3 separate regions of the Homo sapiens genome follow, and all the other regions are linked to region 2. Evidence: chromatin contacts called from ENCODE Hi-C data. All regions are on one chromosome and are shown on one strand. Each heading gives the region's core, a stretch centred on a gene start or an enhancer-like site at or near the end of the contact. The rest is flanking DNA. Distances are from core to core; before and after follow the strand shown.

The links. Hi-C counts contacts between places; a loop is a spot of excess contacts on that map. Pooled maps may share reads with other maps.
Region 1: a map of B cell shows a loop between it and region 2 (13-fold over the local background). The contact joins the promoter of CLASP2 here to the promoter of CNOT10 in region 2. A Hi-C loop is called at or near these places in 4 of 168 maps with a recorded cell type or tissue (B cell, CD8-positive, alpha-beta T cell and naive thymus-derived CD4-positive, alpha-beta T cell) and 12 of 50 pooled maps.
Region 3: a loop to region 2 is called in a map of CD8-positive, alpha-beta T cell, with 3 times the contacts of the local background. The contact joins the promoter of PDCD6IP-DT here to the promoter of CNOT10 in region 2. A Hi-C loop is called at or near these places in 2 of 168 maps with a recorded cell type or tissue (CD8-positive, alpha-beta T cell and naive thymus-derived CD4-positive, alpha-beta T cell), 3 of 37 single-sample maps with no recorded cell type and 18 of 50 pooled maps.

The regions. Positions count from the first base shown.
Region 1 is chr3:33,716,369-33,720,200 of GRCh38, reverse strand. It overlaps CLASP2 (cytoplasmic linker associated protein 2), which reads left to right and starts at 1,947. Exons shown (of 39, transcript NM_001365631.1): 1 at 1,947-2,393. The coding sequence starts at 2,199. RefSeq lists an enhancer at 1,586-1,675 and a silencer at 1,876-2,215.
Region 2 is chr3:32,683,335-32,687,454 of GRCh38, reverse strand. It overlaps CNOT10 (CCR4-NOT transcription complex subunit 10), which reads right to left and starts at 2,267. Exons shown (of 19, transcript NM_015442.3): 1 at 1,973-2,267. The coding sequence starts at 1,994. RefSeq lists a silencer at 2,157-2,466.
Region 3 is chr3:33,796,477-33,800,230 of GRCh38, reverse strand. It overlaps PDCD6IP-DT (PDCD6IP divergent transcript), which reads left to right and starts at 1,712. Exons shown (of 2, transcript NR_183731.1): 1 at 1,712-1,836; 2 at 2,209-3,754. PDCD6IP (programmed cell death 6 interacting protein) reads right to left here and starts at 1,601. Exons shown (of 18, transcript NM_013374.6): 1 at 1,294-1,601. The coding sequence starts at 1,502. RefSeq lists enhancers at 905-1,438, 1,385-1,734.

The sequences.
Region 1 (3,832 bases), core at 698-3,197, 1.0 Mb before region 2:
ATCCTTCCACCTCAGTCTCCCAAAGTGCCGGGATTACAAGTGTGAACCACTGCACTTGGCCTAATGAGAGGATAATTATTATAGGAATTGGCTCACACGGTTAAGGGAGGCAAGAAGTCTCATGTCTGCTGTTTGCAAGCTGGAGAACCAGGAAACCTGGTGGTGTAATACAGTCCTAGTCTGGAGGCCTGAGAATTGGAGGACTGATGATATAAGTTTCTGTCTGAATACTAAAGTTTGAGAACCAGGAGCACCCATCTTTGAGAGCAGGAAAAGATGGATGTTTCCGATCGAGCAGAGAGAGTGAATTTGGCCTTTCTCCACACTTGTGTTCTGTTCAGGCCTCAACGAATTGGATGATGTCCACTGACATTGGGAAGGGCCATCTGCTTTACTCAGCTCACCAATTCAAATGATAATCTCTTCCATAAACTCTCTCACAGACACACTCAGAAATAATGTTTTGCCAGCTATTTGGGCATCTCTTGCCCCAGTCAAGTTGACACATAAAATTAACCATCACACATAGTTTACTTGATTGAGGCATAGTCTGAGGGAAATTACAACCAATTAAAGATGGAAGAAACTTTACAAACTCAATACAATGTGAAACACAGAAATACTGAAAAAAGAACACAGAAAACAGTCAATTTCTTTGAATTTTGAGTTTGTTTATTCTTAGTTATTGTGAATATTTCAAATATCAATTTTTGTTGAATTCATTCACTCATTTAACTTAAATTGGCCACCCATTATTTGCTAGGCACCACCCTAGGAAAACACAAAGGTTCCTGGAGCTTTCTGTGTATTAGAAGAGAAAGATATTACATAAATAATCATTTTGTTGTGATTGGGAATAATTGTCAAGAAGATAAACACAGTGTGCTTTTGGAATGTATTAGACAACTTTACCCCCACCAGAATGGCTAAAACTAATAACCCTGACCATATCAAATATTGTGGAGCAACTGGAACTCTCAAGCATTGCTGGTGGGGATTTAATATGATCCAGTCACTTTGGTAAACAATTTGGCAGGTTCTTCTAAAGTTAAACATACAACTTACAAGACCTAGTAATGCCAGTCCTTGGTATTTATTTACCCATGAGAGAAGAAAATATATCCACACAAAAACTTGTGCACTAACCGTTGTAGCAGCTTTATTCATAATTATAAAAAATAGGAAACAACCCAAATATCTACCAACAAGTGAATGGATCGACAAATGGTAGTGATTCCACAGAATGGAAAGCAATAAAAAGGAATGGACTTCTGAGACACCAACAGCGCTGGATGGACCCCAAACGTTATGCTAAAAGAAACCAGACTCCAAAGAAGCACAGACTGTATGAAGTTCAGGAACAGGGAAAACTATGTTACCATGCTAGAAATCAAATTAGAATTGCCTAGGGAAGAGCAGATAATTGGGAAGTGTCCTGGGACTTCCTGGGGTGTTGGAAACGTGCTGTACCCTCACTGGGGTGGCGGTTCCACGGGTGAATACATTTGCCGAAACTCATGAAGTGTACGCTGAAAATCTGTGCGTTTTACTTTAGGCAAACCTAAGTTTTGTTTTGTTTTGTTTTTTTAAGTATTACACAGTGACTGTGGTGGTGGCTGGAAGCAGAAGTCAGGAGTGTATTCTTTTTTTTTTTTTTTTTTAAACCGGCAGTGGGGGCGGGAAAGGGGGATGCCAAGTACTTTCCTAAGTGTTGAATACAAGTGGAGGCAAACTTGGAAACGTTCCACATTTCACAGGGCGAGGGCAGGGTGCCCTGACAGCGGCTAGCAAAGAACGGCCCGCCTCCCAGGGGGCTCGGCCCAACTCGGACCCCAAGTCTCCCTAGAGGTCCTATCGCTCCCAGCGGTTTCCGCAGCCACCTCCACCACCTCCGCAGCAAAACGCTAGCCGGACTGGAGGGCCCTCGCCGGCGTCGTGCTGACGTCACGCGCGTGCTGACGTCGCCCGCGGCCGCGGCCTCTGAAGCGGGCTGGGGATCGGGGGGCGCCGAGTTTGACTAGTTTGGGGGCGGCTGGGCGCTTGGCGTTCCTCCCGCCGCCCGCTGCGCCCCGCAAGCCGCGCCCCTGGCGGGCTAAGTGAGTCCCGCCCGCTCCCGCGGGGACCCGCACTGGAGGCTGGGCGGCTCTCGGCGAAAGTTGGCCGCTCACAGACTGGCAGGCGGGCGGGCGGCCGCAGCCATGGAGCCCCGCAGCATGGAGTACTTCTGCGCCCAGGTGCAGCAGAAGGACGTCGGCGGCCGGCTGCAGGTCGGCCAGGAGCTCCTGCTCTACCTTGGCGCCCCCGGCGCCATCTCGGACCTGGAGGAGGACCTGGGCCGCCTAGGCAAGACAGTCGACGCGCTCACCGGCTGGGTGGGTTCGAGCAACTACCGGGTAAGCGACGGCGGCGAGGCTGGGCTGGTCACGCCCTCCGCGGCAGCCCTTTAATCCCGGACGCGAGCGCCGGGCCGGGAAAGCTCCCGTCCGAACCACTGCTTAAGAGGGGAAACACACTTTGGGAAGCACAGGCGGGCGGATCACGAGGTCAGGAGTTCGAGACCAGCCTGACCAACATGGTGCAACCCCGTCTCTACTAAAAATACAAAAATTAGCCGGGCGTGGTGGCGGGCGCCTGTAATCCCAGCTACCCAGGAGGCTGAGGCAGGAGAATCGCTTGAATCTAGCAGGCAGAGGTTGCAGTGAGCCGAGATCGAGCCACTGCACTCCAGCCTGGGCGACAGAGTGAGACTCTGTCTCAAAAAAAGTAAAAAATAAATAAAAATAGGGGAAACAGGGGGGTCCCGCGTCCCCACTGGGCAGACCGCCTCTTCGTACGCGAGCCGAGGACTGACTTGTGACCACATTTTTCTACACTTGTGGACAATGACAAATTCAGCGATTCCGTGACACGTTGCGGAGTTACTAGGACACAATGTTGATCACTTATTTTGAAAAAAAAATCAGTGAAAGACTTCGACATTTGTGTTCACCTGTGTAAACACTACCCAGACCAACAGATAGGACATTAGGATACGATTTTAGGTTGATGTGTCTTAGTAGATAGGCTAATGCTGGGGGGGAAAAAGTTACAAAGATGAGGTGCGAGAAAGAATGAGCCTTTCTGAAGAGTTGGTGGTAGGCAGGGTGTAATGTAGCCGCGTTGGGAGGCCAGGTAAATATTTTGTATTTAACTTGCCCCGTAGTCGTTAGTAGTTACTTTTCTTTCTTGTCTTCTGGTGGCAGTGTTGCTTTAAAATGCTGACTGCAGCTTCCCATGGATGAAGTGATTCTTCTTAGTAACATATTCTCATGATCCAGCGAATAGGCTGTACTTTGAAACCTTTTATTCAAAAAGAGAAGAAAGACAAACTCTAGAATTATGACGCAGATTTAATGGTAAAGCCCAGATGAGTTTTGGAAAGGTTAGACTTTTTACAAGGACAATAAAGTTTGAGAGTTACCCACGTCGATGCTTCATTACATACCATCTCTTGATTATTATTTTTAAAACGTTTGGGGAAAAGGTAATTTAATAATATATCATTACCATTTGGGAGATTATTTCTTTGGAAGAAACAAGCTAAATTTACTCTGTAAGAAAGGCATATACATATTCACACTCAAGATAGTTGATTTTATGCTACAGCATAGACTGTTGTAGAAAGACAGCGCTTTGGTAATGTTTGCACCCCTTCCGAAGTTAAGATTGGTGTGCCATCTTCTACACGGGCTGTTGTGAATTGGCTTTGGGCCATTTCACTCCTCAGATGTACCTCAGTGAATGACAGTTGAGCAATCACGCTGATATTCTGTGATACCACAGTATGCTAGTT
Region 2 (4,120 bases), core at 1,018-3,517:
AACAAAAAAAAAAAACCGTGAGGACTTAAAAGGAGAAAGAAAATACAATAAAAATTAAATAAAAAGAATGATGACTTGATGCCCAAAGCATGTACAGTCTTAGAAACTTTATAGGAAGGGGAATGACAGGATTCAATGAATGTCTTAGGACATAAAAAAAGCGGGGGGCGACAGTGAGGAAAATGGATGGGATAGGAAGAGACAAGAGACAAACACCAGTGAGAAGACTACTCAATGCGACATAGATCATATTAAAAGATAAAGGCCAGAAACACAGCAGATGAGATGGAGATGAGCAGAGATTCAAAGGAGCTACACTAAACACTCATCTATTTTATTCAAATTTAACCTTATATCAAAGCAGGAAGTTTCCTTCAATATGGCCTATAAACTTAAACCAATGAAAAAAACAGTCCCCTAATCACTGTGGACCTTATTCTTCAACTACACACATTACACAGCTCTTACCAAACAGGAGTGCAGCTAGGATATGCCTGTCTCCTCCAACAGACTGAACAGCAGGTCTTCAAAGGCAGGGAGTGTGTCATATCCATTATTCAACACTCAATCTTTGCGAATGAATAAATGAACAAGTAGAAGGCTTTATGACTGAGGATTTGAAAACTGGATGGGCTTTAGGTCTAAAAGGGTGATTTCGGGCAAGCGCAATGGTATGAGCAAGTAGGAATGGTAAATGTGGGGAACACAGACACTATTCTAAAATAAGGAGGAAGATGTTGGTCCCCTGGTCCAGCCTTGGACAGGCCATGCCGTTTTCCTGTCTAATAGTCTCTCCCTCATCCACCTTTCCTCATTTCTTATGGCTCATTCCCTCACTTCTTACATATCTCTGCTCAAATATCATCTCACCAGAGGCCTTCCCTGAACAACCTATCCAAAATTTCACAGCACATTCCTTATACCCTCTCAAGGCCTTTGTTCTGTTGTTTTTCTTCTTAGATTATTGAAGAGATCCTCTAATGATTTTTATTCCTCTGTACCTAAAATAGAATTGGCTTAATTTCCAAGTGAAGTTCATTTGTCAGTTATTGTGACCAGAACCTACTAAAATCCACAGCACACTGAGTTTTTCTTTAATTTTAAATTAAATTCACTGTAAAAATTTTAAGTTCCATCACTTTTAAATCCTGTCACTTAAGTTCTTTCCAATAAAACCTGGATGCCACAAAGAATATGAATTTCTTGCGGGAAACATTCCGGACAAGGTCAGGAAATAATTTTATATTCCTTAATGTGGAAGATTCTAGGAATGGGAGCAATAATCCATAAAGAAAACCATTGAGATTAAGTAATTTCGAGGAACTAGAGCAATTAAGTACCAAATGCAAGATTTTAGGAGCACAGACTGTAGAGAGACAATAGGATTTTATGCCTTTTTAAATAAGTGGTTTACTTTGAGAGGCCAAGGCGGAAGGATCGCTTGGGCCCAGAAGTTCGAGATCAGCCTGGGCACCATAGCGAGACCCCCGCCCGTCTCTATCAAGAAAAAAAAAAGTGGTTTTTACAAAGTTAATTTCACAGGAGTCAATGACCAGAGGAAGCCACATGTGGTCAAAACAGCCCAGGTGAATCCCAGCCTCAGCCACGCGATATTATAGGCAGATGTGTGCTCCAGGGTGACTTTCTCTTGTCTGCTTTTCCCACGAAGAAGCGGAAAATTCTGCGAAGCGGCAAAATACATTTAAGCTTTTTGGGCCGGAGTTATTCTGAAGAGCAGGGCAAAGGCGGCCAGTGGCGACTTCAAATACTGCACTTGAGTAAAACAACTATTGGACCCGGGGCCCGAAGACTCATGTTAGCGACAGCCGAGACAGAGGATGGGGTAAAGAAATGCACGCCCAAATTCAAGTCGCCCTGGAGTCCCCACCCCGGGCCCCGCCGCCTCCGAGTTCAGGGTCCGCCCGGCCCCGCACGTCCCGCCGTCTCGTCGCTCGGGACATTGGCGCCCTACCTGCAGGCTTGTCTGCAGCCATCTTCCCGCTTCGACTCGGGTTCTTCCCTGCAGGTGGCGTGGCCCTGACTCCCGCCGCCGGGCTGGCCGCTGTCCTGGACCTCCGAGGACAACTCTGTGCCTACCCCGGCTCCGGGCCCCCAGGTTCCGGCTAGAGGAGTGGGCAGACGGCGGGCTGAGGAAGTGACGAGAGCTAGTTCCCGTCGTCTAGCAACAGCAACAGCTTCCCCACCAAGGGACCGCCACAGCCTCCCGCCATACACAGCTTCCGCCTCACGGCGTCCCGGTACCCACTACTTCCGGGGGCGGCAGCCTGCCGCGCCTGGAGCGCCGGCGTGGGAACTGCTACTGGCCCCGCCCCACGCCGACGTCCCCTCCGCGCCCCGCCTCCGGCCGGACGTACTCTGGCTGGAACCTCTGGATGTTCACAGGGCTGACGCGGTGGGACGTACGCGCGTCTGTCCTTTGCTTACTCTAATTAAAACACCGAGGTGTCAGAGCTTTTGTCCCTCAATGTTACATAATATTACAATAACCACATCTGACATTTATGTGCTAAGCACTGAGCCCTGCACTTGGTCTGTACTATCTCATTGATTTCTTGCAACCCCATGAGAGAGGCGCTGTTGAGGATTCCCGTTTAAAAAGAAACGCCTTTTATTTTAGAATAGTTGTAGTTGTGCAGAAAAGTTGCAAAGATGACACCTAGAGTTCCTGTCTCCTCACCTAGTTTCTCCTATTGTGAACATCTTAATTATTTTACTATGTTACGTTGATCACATCTAAGAAACCAGTTTGATTGGCGCACTATTACTCACTAAACTACACATTTTATTCACATTTACCAGCTTTCTTTCAATGTCCTTTTTTTGTTGTTGTTCCAGGATCCTGTCCAGGACACCATATTGCATTTATTCATTATGTCGTCTTAGGCTATTTTTGGCTGTGGCAGTTTCTCAGATTCTTCTTGTTTTTGATGACCTTGACAGTTTTGAAGAGTTACTCCTCAGATATTTGGTGGAATGTGCCTCAATTTGGGTTTGGCCAATATTTTTCTCATGGTTAGACTGGGGTTTTGGGTGTTTAGGAGGAAGACCACAAGGTGACTGGCTGTTCTCATCACATAGAATCAAGGGTACATGCTGTCAAAATGACATCACTGATCATGTTAACCTTGATTACCTCTCTAAGGTAGTGCTTGCCAGTTTTCTCTACTGTGCAATTACTCCTCCTACCCTTCCACACTACTTTGGAACCAAGTCAATAAATGCAACCCACACTCAAGGTGGGAAGGCGGGGTATTTAAGCTCTACCTCCTGCAGTGGGGAGTATGTACATAAATTATCTTCCCCAAGGGAAGTTTGCCTCTTCTCCCTCACTTAGCTATTTATATCAGTATGGACTCATGGATGTTTATCTTATAATGGTTACATTCCAATACTACATTATTTTGTTGCTAAAATTGTCCCAGCTTTGTTAATTGGGAGATTTTTCAGGTTTGTACCTGTTTTTTTCTTTTTTTTTAACTTTTGTTTTAAACTTTCTTTTAAAAAAGTATTTGTTTTTGGCCGGGCGTGGTGGCTCACACCTGCAATCCCAGCACTTTGGGAGGCCAAGGCAAGTGGATCACTTGAGGTCAGGAGTTTGTGACCAGCCTGGCCAACATGGTGAAACCCCGTCTCTACTAAAAATACAAAAATTAGCTGGGCGTGGTGGTGTGCACCTGTAATCCCAGCTACTTGGGAGGCTCAGGCAGGAGAATCCCTTGAATCCGGGAGGCGGAGATTGCAGTGAGCCAAGATTGCCCCACTGCACTCCAGCCTGGGCAACAGAGTGAGACTCTGTCTCAAAAAAAAAAAAAAGTATTTGTTTTTTCTTAAACTTTTTAATTCAGGCTAACATACACAAAGAAAAGTGCATGAATCATAAGTACAGTGTATTGACTTTTCATCAACTCAACACATACATATAACTAGCACCCAGAGAAAGGGCAGAGCTTTACCCATATCTGGGAGTTCCCCTCATGCCTCTTCCCATCTCTCCACAAAGATAATCATTATGCTGACATTTAACACTATGGATTAGCTTCACCTGCTTTTAAACTTAATGTATATACATTATACAATATATTTTTTAGGGTCTAGCTTC
Region 3 (3,754 bases), core at 463-2,962, 1.1 Mb before region 2:
TCACGGAGGCAAGACGATCTCCAGTGATACCTAAAGCTAAGGAAGGAATATCCCTAGACTTTTCAGTTAGCAGAATAAGTCTTACTTTTTTTTTTTTTTTTTTTTTTTTTTGAGATGGAGTCTCACTCTGTCGCCCAGGCTGGAGTGCAGTGGCGCGATCTCGGCTCACTGCAAGCTCCGTCTCCCAGGTTCACACCATTCTCCTGCCTCAGCCTCCCGAGTAGCTGGGACTACAGGCACCCGCCACCACGCCCGGCTAATTTGTTGTATTTTTAGTAGAGATGGGGTTTCACCGTGCTAGCCAGGATGGTGTCGATCTCCTGACCTCGTGATCCGCCCGCCTCGGCCTCCCAAAGTGCTGGGATTACAGGCGTGAGCCACCGCGCCCGGCAGAATAAGTCTTTTCTTAGCTCAAGCTAGTTTAGCCTGGGTTTCTGCTACTTGGATTGGAATACAATTGTGATTCTCCTGTGAAACAAGTAGAATATACTATACGGAGAAAACGAGATTAACAAGGTATGCAAAAGAAATGTTTAACTATAAAATCGTAAAAAATGTTCTTATAACTATTAAGTATCATGAAAGGAACCCTCATTAAATCAGCATGAGCTAAATAAGCGTTTGCTAAAATAACAAATTTACTCTACTGTGTATATATCTGTTTGTGAACAAACTGCTTTTAAACAACCTACCTTGAACGGTTCAACTATGTAACTAGAGTTTTATTTCAAATAGTTGTAGCTCCTAACTTTCAGAATTCTCCATCTATCATTTGATTATTTTGAACTGAGGAAGACGGTCCATTTCATGTGGACAATGTGATGAGCTGATCAGACATTTGGTCCAGTGTCCCAATTCCCCCACTTCCCCCACTGCCTTCAAGCAACTACTATTATGAAATCAAAATGTGGCCCAAGAAAGACAGTGATGGAAAAATGGGGCGAAAGGGGAAGCTTCAGTTAGAGACCCAAAAAAGTGAAGACTAGTTCTAAGTAAATGTGGCAAAAGAGATCAGTACAGGGCAGACTGCTGCTCCCAGGTATCTGATCCACGGAGCCCTCGCCGACCAAGGGCTAGAGCAGACGTGCAGGCAGGACAAGCGGGCAGTCACAGCGGGCCTGCAGGGCGGGTCCTGCTCACCAGCAAAGAATGCAGACCACACCTACGCGCCTGGTCAGGCCGGGACGGGGCGGCTCCGCCCAGGTTACAGGATTGAAGGAAGGGGGGAGACGGGAAGAGGAGCGGCGAGCGACGGCTGGCAGACAACCTACCCACTCCCAGCCCCGCGCCCACCTCAGGAGCGTCTCGAGCGCGCCCTCGTGCTTGTCCAGCGGACGACCGACTGCGGCGCGGCGCAGCTTGCTGAGCTCCTCCGCCGCGCGGCAGTACTGGGCCTGCTCTTCCCCGCCGCTTGGGTAAGTCTGCTGGATGAACTTCACCAGCGGCTTGGCCAGGTCCACCTCTGAGGTCTTTTTCAGCTGCACCGAGATGAATGTCGCCATGATCAGCGCCTCCGCCGCCGTTCGGGCCAAACAGACCGCGGACAGCTTACGAGGGCCGAGGAGAGAGAGGTACTGGGCTGGCGGACTGGCGGACTGACTGGCTGACAGACTTGCGCTCCGCCTGCGTTCCGGGTCCGGCAACTTCCGGGAGCTCCAGCGCAGGCGCACTGGATGCGGGGTCCTTAAGCTGTCCGCGGTCACGTGAAGGTGTCGCGGCGGCTACGCCCACCTGGACCCAGTTTACCCTGTACTGTGCTGCAAAATATTACTTTCTCCCCATCTGGAATTCTTCCCTTCCTCCTTCCTGCCGCAGTGGTGTACTGAGCACTTTCACGTAAGAGTATTCCTCCACTCGAACAACCCCCCGGAGAAGTACTGGTGTCACTGCCACCTGCGAGAGTTTGCGGCTACCTCCCCAAGAGGCAGTCCCAGGGTTATTGTGACCTATGATGTTTATTCAACTACTGTTGACGGGCTGCTGTGCACAGGGAACCTAGTAGGCAAGACCCCTGCCATCGTGCAGCTTACTGTCAGGTTGACACAGACCTTAAGGTAAACGGAAAAAGTATCAGGAAAAAAACAGGGTGCTTGGGACTTAGGAGATGTTAAGATCGCTTGGAGGACCCTAATTTAAATAAGATAAAGTAGGTTTTCTCCGAGTAGGTTAACTGAAAATGAACCTGTGTCTCTGGTTGCTGTTTTGTAGAAAGAACAAAATTTTAAATAAATTAAAAACGACACCTGTAATTTGAGAAGATGCTTGATATCAGAAGAGGAGAAGAGTGGAGAGGGGTGGAGTGGCAAAGGAGAGCCTCCAAACCAAAAGCCTGCGGCAGAGGCCCTAGGAGGCAAGCACTTAACCATGTTTCAGGACTAGAAACGAAACATGTGACAAGACCTTTAAAAACAAATAGAATGGGATGGAATAAAGTTGGATGAGTAAGCAGGCATCAAATCATTCAGAAACTTGTTGTCCAAGTTGAAGAATTTGTTTAGTATTGTATAATAAATGCAGAGGAAGCTATATACACTTATAATTTACATTTTTTAAAGGCCACGTTGTAGCTCAATCGGATAGTTTGTCTTTTGATGGGATGTAGTATACAGTATCATCATGGTATATTCCAGGCAAAAATATTTAACTTGAATCTGTCAAGCCTTTGCATCTAACACAGTTTATAAAAAATACAACAGATAGATGAACAAACTAAATGATGCCAGAGGAAGTAACTAGACAGATCCAGAAGGTGAAACATTCTGCAGGATAACTGGCCCATCTCTTCAACAATTTGTCATGATAAAAGCAACTGCTTTATGAAAAGAAATTTAAGGGACATAACAGTTTGAATTGGATCCTGGTTTGAACAGACTGTCTATAAAATGCATTTTCAGGACCATTAAAGAAATATGAATGTAGATGGACTGAGTATTGGATAAAATAGAACTGTATTGCCATGGAAAAGATCATTAACTGAAAAGAGCAAGTCACGAAATAGTATGTTACAGCATCTCATTTTGGTTTAAAAATGCACATATATGTATTTATGTACAACTAAAAAAATAGTGGGCTTATACCCTAAGGTGTTAGTATTGGTAATCTTTGGAAGTGGAAATGTGTATTTTTTTCTTTGTGTTTGCCTATCTTTTTCATTGTAACTTTTGCAGCACATAGACTACTTTCATTATAGTAAAAGTTTATTTTACCACAATTTTTTTTTTTTTAGAAAGAGTCTCACTCTGTCACCCAGGCTGGAGTGCAGTGGCACAATCTCAGCCCACTGCAACCTCCACCTCCCAGGTTCAAGCTATTCTCCTGCCTCAGCCTTCTGAGTAGCTGGGACTACAGGTGCACACCACATGCCTGGCTAATTTTTGTATTTTTAATAGAGACTGGATTTCGCGATGTTGGCCCGGCTGGTCTCGAACTCCTGGCCTCAAGTGATCCACCCGCTTTAGCCTCCCAAAGTGCTGGGATTACAGGCGTGAGCCACTGCACCCGGCCTATTTTACCACAATTTATAAAAATTTTTGTTTATTTTAATTAAGCTATTCTATGTTAAAATAAGTAGCCACCCTTGGCTGATGCATAAAGAAAAAATTAGAGGAAGGAAAGAATGGAGGCAAGGAGGCAAATCATGAGACCATTTCAGAAATCAAGACGAAATCAGGAAAGCTAACATTAGCAAGAGTGAACCAAACTGATAATATCTTTGAGTTTAAAACTGAAGAATTTACCAATGAACTGCATAGGA